Regions from separate parts of the Homo sapiens genome. Here region 2 is linked to region 1. The links are chromatin contacts, found by Hi-C or POLR2A ChIA-PET in ENCODE. All regions are on one chromosome and are shown on one strand. Each heading gives the region's core, a stretch centred on a gene start or an enhancer-like site at or near the end of the contact. The rest is flanking DNA. Distances are from core to core; before and after follow the strand shown. Region 1 overlaps DIP2C (disco interacting protein 2 homolog C). Region 2 overlaps DIP2C (disco interacting protein 2 homolog C).

Region 1 (6,524 bases), core at 2,648-5,147:
CCAAGGTGACGTCCAGGCTGGGGTGTGGGGAGGGTGATCTGTGGTTGAGGAGATGGAGCTGTGGGCTGGAGAGATCAAGGAGATGAGGATGGTTATGTCCAAGAGAGCCAGTGACGTTCACCCAGACGCTGCTGCCTCAACCACGTGCGGGGGTGGGGGGAACGTTCTCCCCCGAGGGCCTGCTAGTGAGTAATGAGAGGACCACCATGGACTCAGACACTTTATATTCTCACAGGGTCTGAGAATTTGCTCCCCTAAGTCTTTTTCTGTTCCATATTTTTTACCTGATTAGTTATGACACATCTTAGCAGATTCCACTTCAGGTTCTGTAGAATTAGTGTTTTCTCAGCTTTGAAATCTTCTCTCAAATAATTGATCCATTCAGATTATTCACAGACTTTAATTCTTCAGTTTCTTCAAATTCAGCATCGATTCCCTGAATGAGCGACCTCAGCAGTGTTGGGATTTTTGACACATTAAGAACTAAGGAAAATGACTCACACTCATTTGCCTTGCTTCTTAATTGACTATTGGTATAGCCCAGTAGTCTGAACTTGTTCTTGACTATTGGTATAGCCCAGTAGTCTGAACTTGTTAAGCAACCATTCTCACCGAAAGACTAATAATCTTTAAAAGTCTCTCTTCCTCTGGACGCATCTTTGGCTGCTGTAATCAAATGCAATGTAATCAGCACTGGTTAATGGCTTTCCTTGCTTTGCTAACAAATGCTCCTCAGAAACTTTGGTTTCTTTTTCATTTTCATTGTTGTGAAATTCTGCTATAATTATATTTTAAGCCTTCTGATTTTTCTAGCTTTCCTGCGAGTTGGAAATACTGTGATGGGTGCTTAGTTTGGGATGTTGACGTACACTGTATGCCTAGCTACTATGCCATTGCATGAATACTGATTTGTCACTTTCTCATGAAGACTCATTTCACCTAGTTTGGTAAATTCTACTAATTTTAAGGAAGGGGGTGGAATACAACTGCTGTTAGGAGGTTTTTTAAAGGATCGGGGAAATATTGCCATTATTATTACCACCATTACGGAAGGAACATAAAAATACGTGCTGCTTTCAGTCATTATGAATATGTAAGTCTGCATCTGTGACTGCAGAAAATGGCAGCCCCAAGCCTTAAAATCGTATGGATGCACCAAGCCCGCCTGCAGGGCACTGTGGAACAGTCTGCATTAGTCGAAGTTGGCCCACTAGCCCTGAGGGGGATGGTGTCTGATTTATGATAAGGCCCTGACTTCAGATTACAGGCCTCCAGATACTGTGATATTCTAAACAAAGACACAATACTGCCCAGAGAGCACTTGTAGGCAGTGTAGGTGAGAAAAGCCTTCAAGGAAGATTACTGCTGCTCAGCTAGGAGGATTCTGCAAGGCAGTAGACTTTATAAGGTTGCACACGTCAATGTTCACAGAAGAGTATTTAGCTATATTCATTCCTTTTAAGCAGCCAGGCTTGTGTGTATTTTTAGGGGCACTCACATGGCAGCTCTTCCACTGTCACTGCTGGTTGTGCACTGTTGTTTGATGTTATGGATTTCTGTGTTGAGTGTGTCCTCTCCAAATGTATCTGTCTCTAGAATATTTTAGAGTAGACCATTTATTGGTTAAATATATGAAAAGCTCTCTGAGGGAACAGAACACTTGTTTTCAGTGAGGAAGAAATCTTTAAAACTGGCCATGCAGACCCTGTTATAAATGTTTAGCAATGGAATGTTTAATGTTTAACACGTAATGTTTAAAGTAGAAATTTTAATTTAGAAATCCTGTTGGAATGCCAACTTAAATTACGACCATCCGTGTGCATATGGAAAAGAATGAGAGTGAATGTACAGAATTGGAATTTCGTCTATTTCGTAGAGATTCTGTAATGTATCAGGTACAAGTCTCACTTCATGATTCAAATGAAGGAGACTGAAATTATAAAAACTGACAAAAACATGCCTTTGAATAGTGAGCCATTATCCTCCTTGAAATAGTGATTCATTCACTAGAAGGTCCACCTGTAACTTTGTCAAACACATTTGTTGCATTAGTGCTCAAGTGAGCTCAATTTTCCAGACAGGGAAATTATTGCTGCTTAAAGTTTGTCCTGATGATGTTGGTGAACAGGGAAAATCCTTTGACGTGGATCCTCTGTGTGTGTTAAACATCAGATGCGGCCTGCCCAACCCTCTGCCTGTAACTGGGAACCTTAACTGTCAGGATCATTGTGGAGAACCTTGAGAAGGCAAAACAAAAAGCCTTTGGAGTAGCAAAAGATGTAGCTGATTTCATGCAGTAAAGCTTACACATTTTTCTTTAAAATGCATCCTTCGGAACGTCCGCTTGCTGATTATTTTAGAATCACTATAGTCTGGTGACAGCAGTTGTAGGAACAGGTGCACGGCCCGGCTGGTGCAGGAGGGTCTCAGCGGAGCCGCACTGCTGACACCGAAGGTGGGGCTAGAGCTGTCACGCGTGACTCGTGCAGATGGCCTTGGCTGACCTCCAGAAGAGGAATTGTCAGTATCTAAGGAGGAAAAAGTGTATTAATTTCATGAGTATTTGCCTTCACAATGGCGAAAACACTGAGTTTTGTGGCACCTGCTCTCTCTGGAATGAGGAGTCTTCCCTTCCTGGCAGACAAGCTCTAGACGGGACCAGGAGTTGTGTTGCTGGATTGAAGAGGTTTCCTTCCTGGGGAGGTGGCCTTCAAGCCTGACTTGAAGGAAGCTGTGACTGGCGGGAAAGGGCCTTGGAGACAGTGCGTTACCAGGAGGGTCAGTGGCTGAGAACCATCCTGTTCCGACTGTTCCCATTGTGGTTTTAGAGGAGTAAACTTGGGGAGAAGCAACAGCCAAAAGCCTTGAGGAACATTCTGTGATGTTGATCACGTTTGGTTGCGTTGTTGCTGAGACTCTCAAATGAGAGGCCCTGGAGGTGCAGGTCTCTCAGGCCTTGGGACATGGGAGAGCTGCTGCTTCAGGGGTTGGAGTCCCCATGCCAGTGGCTCTCAGTCTGCAGAGACTTCTCGTACAGTGGGCAATTGCTGCCTCCAATCCATTGTGAGTCCCCTTTAACCTGCCCCAAAATAAATACACATGAAAGGTACCATGTCAGCAAAGAGAATCAAACTCTGTAAGGTATTTAAAGAGATTTATTGTGAGCCAAATGAGTTACCATGGCCCACGATACAGCCCTCAGGAGATACTAAGAACCTATTCCCAAGGTGGTCAGAGCACAGCCTGGTTTTGTACCTTTTAGGGAGACATGAGACATCAATCAAATAAATGTAAGATGTACATTGGTTTGATCTGGAAACGCGGGGACAACTGGAAGCAGGGGTGTCCAGGTCATAGGTAGATTCAAAAATTTCCTGATTGACAGTTGGTTGAGAGAGTTGTACGATTAAGGGGTTGTGTGGAGACCAAGGCTTTGTCATGTGGAGGGATGCCTCCAGGTAGCTTTGAAGAGAATAGATTGTGAATGTTTCCCGTCAGGCTAAGAGTCTAAGTTCTGTCTAATTCCAGAAGGGAGGCGGGGTGATAAGGCAAGTCCCACCCCCCACCGATCATGGCCTGGACTAGTTTTTCAGGTTAGCTTTGGAATGCCCTTGCCAAGAGTAGGGGCTGTTGAGATGGCCAGGGGGGCCTAGAATTTTAATGCTTTTACAACCAGAAAGTGATTACGTTGTTTCTGTGGATGATAGCCCGTGTGGTAATTAATATTTTATTAGCAGATTAATTTGAAAGTCAATGTGTTTTCAAGTATGTTAATTATTAAGTTATCAGCAAACAGAAAGCTTACTTTGAAACCAGCCTGAGAATCAAGAGGCCTATCAAAACAATGGACTTGGGAGAACTGATTCACGTGTTCACTGCCGCGAGTTTCAGGCATTATGAGAAGTCTGTGTGCTGATACATTAAGTGACTCGAGAACTTAAATCCTGATGGACTCCTACTTAACAGTGACACTTTTTTCTTTTTTTTTTTAAATGGTTGTGTTTAGCTTGTCTCTTGTGTTGTGCAGCTTTTGTCTTCCAGCCGCTGAGCACTTTAGCTTTGTGTTCACATGGCCTCATTCTCCGAACCTCCCCTCTTTGTGACTCCTCCATCCTGTCCACCTTGATCGCGTGTCTTCTCCACCCCTGTGGGTTTTATCCCGAGGACTGCTCTCTGCTGTGCGTGGAGGGATGATCAGTGGACACTGGCTTTATTGACTCATTTTACACCTAGCTCCCAGTTTCTAAAATCATGATTGTCTTGGTTTCCCTGTGAAACTGGGAGTCAGGCCTTGGGCGCAGTGCTGGGTGTCTGTGACAGGGCAGGAGGGAGAGGTGAGAACCGGAGGGGGTGGGGAGAGAGGTGAGAACTGGATCGGGGGGAGAGGAGAACAGGAGTGGGGGGGAGAGGTGAGAACCGGAGCAATGAGTTCATCAAGGGGAAGGAACACCTCCCTGAATTCCTGTGTCTGTTTTAGGTTAAAGACGAATGGCCAGGTGGGTGGATGTCTCACCCGGTGTGGCTGGACCGTGCTGTGCTGAACCCTGAGCAGGGGCCCCAGCAGTGGCCTCCTGCCAGGCCGGGGCCATGGGGCTCCGGGGCTGGGCTTCCTCCTCTGGGGTGGGTTGTGAGGGCTTGTGCATGGTGCAAGAGTCTGCACAGCTGCTGTGTGACCCTGAGGGGCATGTGGGTAGCTGGTCTGTACTCCTTACCTGGAAGAACCTGAGCTCATCTGGGCCAGAGCCTTTGGGGAGGTAGGAAGGCAGAGACCTGGAATTCCTGCTTTCTCCAGACACCAAGAAAGCCCAGTGTTGCATCTGCTCTGAGGTGCTGTCAGCAGCCATATATAGTTGTTGATTTTAACATGAGGGAAGGTGCCGATTAACCCAGGTCTGTGGGGAGCTTTGAGGAGTCCAGGCCCTGGGCTTTTAAATATGTTCCTTCCTCAACAAAAACAACAAAAGACCCCTGTGGCTGATGCCGACTGTGTGTGGGGTAGGACACACCGAGCTTGTGTGGGGCTTCCCCCGGCGTTCCCCCGGCGTTCCCCACCGCCCCCATGGACACCAGCTGTTCCAGGCCGAGGCTTGTCCTGGTTAGACCCTCGTCGTGGGGTCTGTGGTCCCGGATCGAGGGCCCAAGCACTTCTCTCATTATTAAAGTGATTCACCTGAGATGTACAGCTGCCTCCAAAGGGTCTCATGAGCATATGAGATACAGCCAGTGCTGCTGCCCCAAGCTCATAATTCTAGTGGAAAGGAGAAATTTTACTTTTAATGTGCTTGTGTGACTCAGATGCAAATATTCAACTCCCGTTAAACTTGCAAGACCTTGAAAACCTCTGAGATTCCTTGGAAACCACTCCTTGGCCCCACGACCTAACTCACCTGTGGAGGGGGTGGGGTGGTCTGCCGGGGGAGGGGTTGGGCTGTCGGTGGGGGAGGGGTCGGGTGGTCCGTGGTGTCTGGGGTCCTGCTGTGTTCTCCAAGTCTCCTTCTATTTCATCATTAGCCCCAGCTCTTCAGTGGGAGAGCAGATTCACTGACATTGCCATTATTTTGTTCCTGTGTTGCCTCTGTTAACTTAAAATAATCAATATTTACCAGAAATAATTGATGGCGAGATGGGAATTATTGGTGATTCCCTGACATAGGCGGCCTGTATAGATAAGCATGTTACAGTGTCTGATTTCCGAGATGTTGGTCCACACCTTCTCAGAAACACACTTTCAGGCTTAGATTCCTGTGCAGGAGAAGCTGCCTTTCCCCGAGACGCGATGGTGGGCCCCCGCACTGGCATGGCAGGGTGGTTGTGTGACTGGGCTGGGCTGGACGTGCTCCTGTCCCCCTGCGCTGGGCGCCCGCCTCCACCCCCCGTATCTACATCGAGGGTGCCTGCCTTTGTTCCCCCAGCTCGTGGTGATACAACTGCACCTTCCTTTACGCATTTCTGAATAGAGATGATTAGGTCTGGGGGTCGAATCTCAATCCGTGAGATGCATCCAGGTAAATTATTCACACACATGACTCGAGTCCTCCCATCCTGGTTCAGGGTCAGGAAGCGGGAGGTGGGTTTGGAGACAGCTGTGTGGCCTCAGGAAGGTTCTCTCAGAACCTGTTTCTTTCTCTAGCAAAGTAAGGATTCCTACCTCACTGGGCTTGACGCATGCTCAGTACTCAGATGCTGTCTAGTCTTTATCATAGTTAGTATTTGGGGAACAGCGTGGCTGGTAAGACAATGCGTTATCTTTCCAATTTATAGAATGTCATATGAGGCAAGCGTGAAACCAGGACACTACCCTAATCTGAAGATGCTGTTGCTTACTCTTCTTAAGCATTTTATTATAATTCTGTCATGTGTCCGCCCTGTCATGTGACGGCACCCTGTGAGGTTGCCAGGGAGCATCCCTCCTGCCTCCAGCCCTCCAGGGTTTCGCCCTCTGGGGTTTCCCCCTTCCCCGCCCCCTTCCCCGCCTGCCCCTGCCCCCTCCCCCTGCCTGCCTGCCTGCCCCTGCCCCCTCCCCC
Region 2 (6,445 bases), core at 2,339-4,838, 38 kb before region 1:
TAAGACATTCCCCGCCCCCACCCCGACCTTATTTACTGCAAAAAGCCCCTTCCCATGTGGCTTAGGCTGACTTGCAGGTGACCCTTTACCAAGGACAAGGCCAGAGTCAGGACTTCAAACACCCATTCTCTGCCTCATAAGTGATTAGCTAAACTGCCGGTTCCCACTGATCAATCAGAACAAAACGCGTGTTAGCCAAATCTTGGTTCCTCCCGTTCTCTCCTTACCCGAGCCTGAGGCCCCTCTGGAGAACAGGCAGCCTCTGAGGAAACCTCTGATCCCCGATCAGCCACCCCATCGCCTGCGTCCCCAGCCGCTTCCTCCTGGCCTTGTTCCCCCTTCCCTGTGAAGGAGAGAACAGTTTCGGCTGGCCCTGAGATGCTGGCAGGCCTGCAGTCAGGGCAGTGGGCGCCTCCCACCTTGAAATGGTCCTTCGTGGTGCAGTTCTGCTTACGGGGTAGACTTTGTTGCCTTCCACAGAGGACAGTTAGGGTGGGCAGGAAGGAAGTCTCTGCCACAAGTCTGCATTCCAGGCTGTTTCCAGAAGTGGGAATTCTCTCGTGCCCTGGAGTCTGGGAATGCATTTTTAGTTTCCCAGCTTCAGGTAGAATTGAAATTGAGTGAGCCAACCCACCACATCCATCTGGAGCCAGGAACTAGTGCCGTTTTAAAGCGGCAGTTTCTCCGTAAGATTACAAAAAATGCACTTAGCACGTTTCTTACTTTGACATATGCATTTGGACATCTAAAATGGGAATGGTGGTTTTTGAAGCATGGATGTAGTTTTAAATTTTGAGTGTTGTAAACCTTAATGTAGCTTCCTAAAATTTTTGCCTGATTATCTAGAGATTTACTGAACCTTTGGAGTGGTAATGAGTTTATCTGTATGACTTTGCTTTCTATGATGCAATGAAAGTACTATAATTAAAACCTCTACAGTTGGGTGCAGCAGGCGATTGGCCAAAACAAATTCTGCCTTTTGGTTTTTCTTAACCAAACAAGGGAGTAAAGAGTGTAGGCTGAAGTGGCAAATTCATTTCAGAGTACGCCAGAGCCCTCAACGATTGACTGAGCAGCCTTCTCAGGTGAACATGTAACGTGCCATGAGTCTTGGCAAGGCTGGCTACCCATGTGTGCACGTGACACCACAGAGCCACACCTGGGAAGATGTGGTTTCTGTAACAAGCTTTGGAAAACCTAAGTTCAACTTAATTATCCAACTTTGTTACAGAAAAAGCTTTGACCAGATGGCCAAAGACCTGATTCTCTTATGGTTGAGACGTGGTTATAAAATTGCCCTTACTTGGTGCCAATCAGTGTTTGTCCACAACGATACTCCTCCAACCTCACTGAATAGTTTGGAGAATGAAATGAGACTGTGAAAATCTCCTTAAGGTGAAAAGCGCTCTGGGGCACCCAGGAATATCCACACACCCTGGGCCATCCTCTTTAAGGTGGAAAGGGCTGTCGGGTCATTGAGGAGCATCCGGAAACCCTCTTTAAGGTGGAGAGGGCTGCTGTGGGGTCGCACGGGAGCATCCGCACACCCTGGGCCGTCCTCTTTAAGGTGGACAGGGCTTGTGGGGTCGCTCCGGAGCATCCGAACACCCTGGGCCGTCGTCTTTAAGGTGGAAAGGGCTGTCGGGTGGCTCCGGAGCATCTGCACACCCTGGGCTGTCGTGGCCGTCCCACTTGCTGCTCAGTCACCTCCATGTTCCCACATTCAGGCTTTGGGACACTCTTATTAGCAGCTCATCCCCTGGGCTGGCTGAGGAAGGAGTGGGAGGTTGTGCTGAGGCTGTGTCACCATCTGCCCTGACATGAGCTGGGCAAGGCAGCGGCAGTGACTCCAGAGGAACCTGGTCACTGAGGGTTCCAGTAGGAAGTGCAGAGGCTTGGGGTGGCTCTGCCGGTCGTAACCAAATGTCTTCCCTCTTATTTCCACGATTCCTTCTAGTTCTGTGCCTTGTACTACAGGGTCTCTGTGTGCCCATAAATACATGTTAGTTATGATACAGGTTCCTCTTTCCCCTCTGCCTGGAGCTGGGCCCGGGGAATGAAGTGCAGACCTCCTTGCCGCTGGATGCCCGCTGGCATGAGGCACTGCCTGCCCTGCTAAGGCCTAGAGAGAGTCCTGGAAGCCCCCTCCTGCACACCCGGCCTCTTGAGGTGTACACAGGAGATGGATGAGCTCCCCCTGTCCCACACTGAGCAGAGACTGGGGAGGCGGCGGCAGCACTGTCCCCCACAGTGCATCCTCAGTGCATGGAGGAAAGTCTGTTCATGCTTAAAACACAGCTCGTCCCCTCTCCTCAAAAGCAGGATGACAACCGCATTTACATCCGGAATCTTAAAAAAGGGCCCGTTGGGACATGAGGGTTGCAGTTGAGTACTTGCTCCGAATGCACTGGAGCTCTGGGCTCTGTGGCCCCAGGGGGTCCTCTGTCCACTGAGGGTGCTGGGTTACCTGGAAGGTCCCTCCAGCCTCTGCGATTTTGCCCTTTTCAGGTTAACATGTCGTCATTTTCCTGAACAGCACTGCCTTTCGTTCACTGACCCACGAGTGAACAGCTGGTCAGATGACCACTGCTGCTTCCTTCGACTGGGAAGTGGTGACATGATTATACTTCCATGGAACTTGGTTTGTTCTTGGTCTAGTAAGGGTTCAGTTGTATCTTGATGTTTAATCTGCAACTCTGAATTGGTCTTTTGATTGCAAAGAGATTGCTTGCTGGATTTGTTTCTAAATATTTCATGGATAATAGGAGAAACTCACTTACCTGTGTGTTCCTGTAACGTGTTTTTGCCGGGTATTTAAATGGGTGTCTTAGTAAGCCCTTAGCCCACTTTCTGTGTGTGGTGGATTCATTCTAACCATTCTGTTGAGACCAGAGGATGTGGGGTGCTGTCTCCCTAAACTAGGGGGAAATGGCATTATTCTGCCCTCCTCCCTGGGAACGCTGGGGTTTCTGGGTCTCTAACTTGGCTCCCACGCTGGGAGAGTGGCTGTGGCTTCTGGAGCCTGTTTTGTGAGGGACTGACTCCTTCACTTACTTTATTCCACACGGTCTTCGCCGCTTTATGATGCAAGGATGAGGGAGGTGGGCCCGGGGGCCGTGCCTGTGCCTCAAAGGCTCGATGCAGAAAGTCGTTGTTGGAAGGATGTTCCTTGAGGCAGTCTTTTCTACTTTTAACAGAAAAGTAACTATTCACATGGCTCTATTCTGCTAGTGATGTTTCAAAATAATTGATGCAGAGTTACAAAGATGTCGGAGACACCCATGACCCACTCCGGGCTGGGGCCAGGCCTTCTGCTCAGATGCCTTCAGACCACATTCAGATGCCAAAGATTCTTGCTTGGTTATTCTCAAACTTAAGAGAATCTAAAACACAAGCCACGGTGTGGATTTTCTCTTGAGCTCTCATGCCTTTAATTGCTTTGTATTTGGGGAATGAATGACTTCATCAAGGGGAAAGAATTTGAGGAAGCAGCCTCTGAAGCTAGGAGGGGGTGGGGAGGGGTGGCGTGAGGAGCAGAGGGAAGAGGAGCTGTGGGGGGAGGAGCCAGGCTGGGGCCTCTCCCCATGATGCTCCCCTACCCCTGTCGCGAGGCCTCGGACTGAGACTGACTTTCCCACAGGAAATGCATGTGATGATTGCATGTCGGTTTTGTGGGCTGGCCATATGGATTGAGGGAATGTCCATGTTGTGATTCTTCATTGATTTGAAGGTTGGAAAGGTTTGTGCTCAATGCAGGGGTCTCTTGGTGCGATGGGAAATGTGATCGCAGCTGCCCTCGGGGTGGGAAGAGAGGCCCTTGGTGGCCGGTGCCGGCTTTCACCTTCCTGGGTGAGCTGCCCTTGGGGTGGGGAGGGAGGCCCTCGTGGCCCTTGGTGGTGGCCGGTGCCGGCCTTGGCCTCCCCCAGTGAGTGCTGCTCCATCCCTGGTGTCTCCGACTCTTTGCCTGGCACTTTCCTCGTGGGAGGCCGTGATCCATCAGCCTTGTCCACGCGTGTCCTGCAGACTTGTGCTGACTCTGCAGGTCCAGCGGTGGTTAGAGGAGGCCCTCCTAAACGTTTAATGATGGCGCTGCTGAGTGCATGAAGCCACGTCAGCCCCAGAGTCCAGGTAGGGAACCGTGGGGTAGAGGGAAGAGTGGACAGATGGGTGCTTTCCTTGGCCCCTGGGGGCATGGCCAGGTCCACGTTCAGACCTCCTGGTTTCTCCCGTATTTCCATAAATAGCCAGGAAAGGACTCAGGACCCCTAGGACCTCATGGGTGTAAGCTGTGTCCTCGTGTGGCCCCAGCTGTGGCCAGTGACGTTATTCTCTTTAACCTCAAGCTTATTTTGTATAAAAACATGAAGGGACAGAAGTAGTTCAGGAGCCTCTGAAGACTTACGTAATTGTTAGTAGGCCTACTTTTATGATTTCTTACGTATTAAGAGCAAATCATGAAACAAACTCATTTCTGTTTGAAGGAATCTTTACTGTTCTCATTTTTGTGGCAAGTGACATTGATTCTTTGCATAGTGACAGCGTTAGTGCACTCCTGCCCAGCCCTGCTGCCCAGCGTGTCCTCGGCACACACCTCTGTCCATTGGTCTCCATTCACCAGGTCTCCATTCACCTTTCCACCTAGAATTGTAGGGGGGCACTGGGATATTGGGGCTAGAAGGAAACTCTGAAGACCACTTCTAGGGGCAGCTTAGTCAGGGCTCTCCAGAGAGACAGAGCCAGCCCGGTGTGTGTGTGTCCAGGGGGAGGCTTGCTGCAGGGGCTACGGAGGCCAAGAAGCCCCAGGACCCACTGCCTGCAACCTGGAGGCCTGGGAGGGTGTGGCTCAAAGGCTTGAGAAGCGGAGGGTGCAGATCCCACCCAGGTCTGAGGAGCTGAGACCCAGGAGCACCGGGGGCAGAAGACGGATGCCACTGGCCTGCAGCCAGACAGGTGGAGCGAGCCCAGCCTTCCCCGCCTTGCTGTTTTACTCGAGCCCTGGAGCCCTGGGTGGACAGGGTGGTGCCCCCTACACTGGCGAGGATGGGTCTCCACTTAGTCTCCACTCAGTCCAGAGGCAAACACACATCTCACACAGAAATAATGCAGAACCAGCCACCTGGGCACCCCGGGGCCCACTCAGGTCGATACACAAAACCAATGCCACGTGTGGCCCTCATGTCTGCATGTTCGCGTCACTATGCGCATTGCTCAGTCATCGCCTTGGTGAGCTTGAAAGCTCATTGTGTGGTTCTGGGTGTCTTTGTCCTGGGCAGTGGTGGTGATGACAGGCTCCCCACCACCCCAGCTCAGGCACAGGTGATGCCACCAATGGCTCCTTATTTCTCAGACGCTTGAGCCGGGTGCTCTGTGAAGCCAGTTCCACTTCCCGCAGCATCTGTTCCCTATGCCGATTCCATTCACAGTATGTGCCTTCCTTCCTTGGGGTGCAGCCTTCTGTCAGGGAGGAACTGTGTCCTATTCACCTACGTCTCCTGTGATGTATCTCATGGCTGAATAAGTACCTATAGGATACCTCGGTGGCAGAATGATAGGTTCATTGGAAGGAAAACTTAATACTTTTTTTTTTTTTTTTTTTTTTTTTTTTTTGAGATGGAGTTTCGCACTGGTCGCCCAGGCTGAAGTGCAATGGCATGATCTCGGCTCACTGCAACCTCTCCCTCCCAGGTTCAAGTGATTCTCCTCCTTTAGCCTCCCAAGTAGCTGGGATTACAGGCACCTGCGCCCGGCTAATTTTCGTTAGAGATGGGGTTTCACCATGTTGGCCAGGCTGGTCTTAAAGTCCTGATCTCAGGTGATGCACCCACCTTGGCCACCCAACGTGCTGGGATTACAGGCGTGAGCCACCGCACCCAGCAACTTAATATCATTTTTTATCATTTATAATGGGCTTGTTCAATACTTAGGTTACTTTTATTTTTTAAAACGTTATCTGTGACCTTTCAGCTTTTCATAGCACTTCTCGCGTGAATCTTTAAAAAAGGTCCTTTAGCCGTGGGGAAGGAGTTATCCGTTTGAGCAGAGGGAGGCGGAGGAACAGGCCTTAGTGGGTCTGAGCACAGGCAGTCACCCCAGCCTTGGTGCTTATTTACGTCTGTTTTCCATTCACCATAGCAGTGTCCACTCTTTGTCGGCTTAAAAATAAGCTTTTTCCTCCGCTTTCTAATCAGAACAGTTAGTTTGTTAACCATCCCTTTATCAAGAACGATGGCTGTCAGGCCTCAGATTATGACACAAGTAGTAAGTGCGGCTGACCCTGAACAACATGGGCTTGAGCTTCGAAGGATCATTTACGTTAATTTTTTTTCCCAACCAAACCCTTATTGAAAAAACCTGACTTTGTGGAGGGCCGACATTTCCTACATGCAGCTCCACAGGGTGGGCGCGGGTCCTGCGGACGCGTGGATTTCGGTAAACCCGGGGTGTC

What was found. Hi-C counts contacts between places; a loop is a spot of excess contacts on that map. ChIA-PET counts read pairs that join two places held with the same protein, here RNA polymerase II (POLR2A). Pooled maps may share reads with other maps.
Region 2: a map of sciatic nerve shows a loop between it and region 1 (26-fold over the local background). The contact joins two enhancer-like sites. A Hi-C loop is called at or near these places in 5 of 168 maps with a recorded cell type or tissue (aorta, head of caudate nucleus, posterior cingulate gyrus and 2 more) and 3 of 50 pooled maps. POLR2A ChIA-PET finds 5 or more read pairs at or near these places in 4 of 52 experiments (BJ, WTC11 and activated T-cell).

Annotation. Positions count from the first base shown.
Region 1 is chr10:557,849-564,372 of GRCh38, reverse strand. All of the region lies in intron 1 of DIP2C (disco interacting protein 2 homolog C), which reads left to right. Among named protein-coding and RNA genes, the nearest start is that of DIP2C-AS2, 67 kb to the left of the region's middle. Within about 2 kb of position 3,897, at least 3 of the 41 ENCODE cell types and tissues checked have a DNase peak (open chromatin) inside an H3K27ac peak, as active enhancers do.
Region 2 is chr10:595,659-602,103 of GRCh38, reverse strand. All of the region lies in intron 1 of DIP2C (disco interacting protein 2 homolog C), which reads left to right. Among named protein-coding and RNA genes, the nearest start is that of DIP2C-AS2, 30 kb to the left of the region's middle. Within about 2 kb of position 3,588, at least 3 of the 41 ENCODE cell types and tissues checked have a DNase peak (open chromatin) inside an H3K27ac peak, as active enhancers do.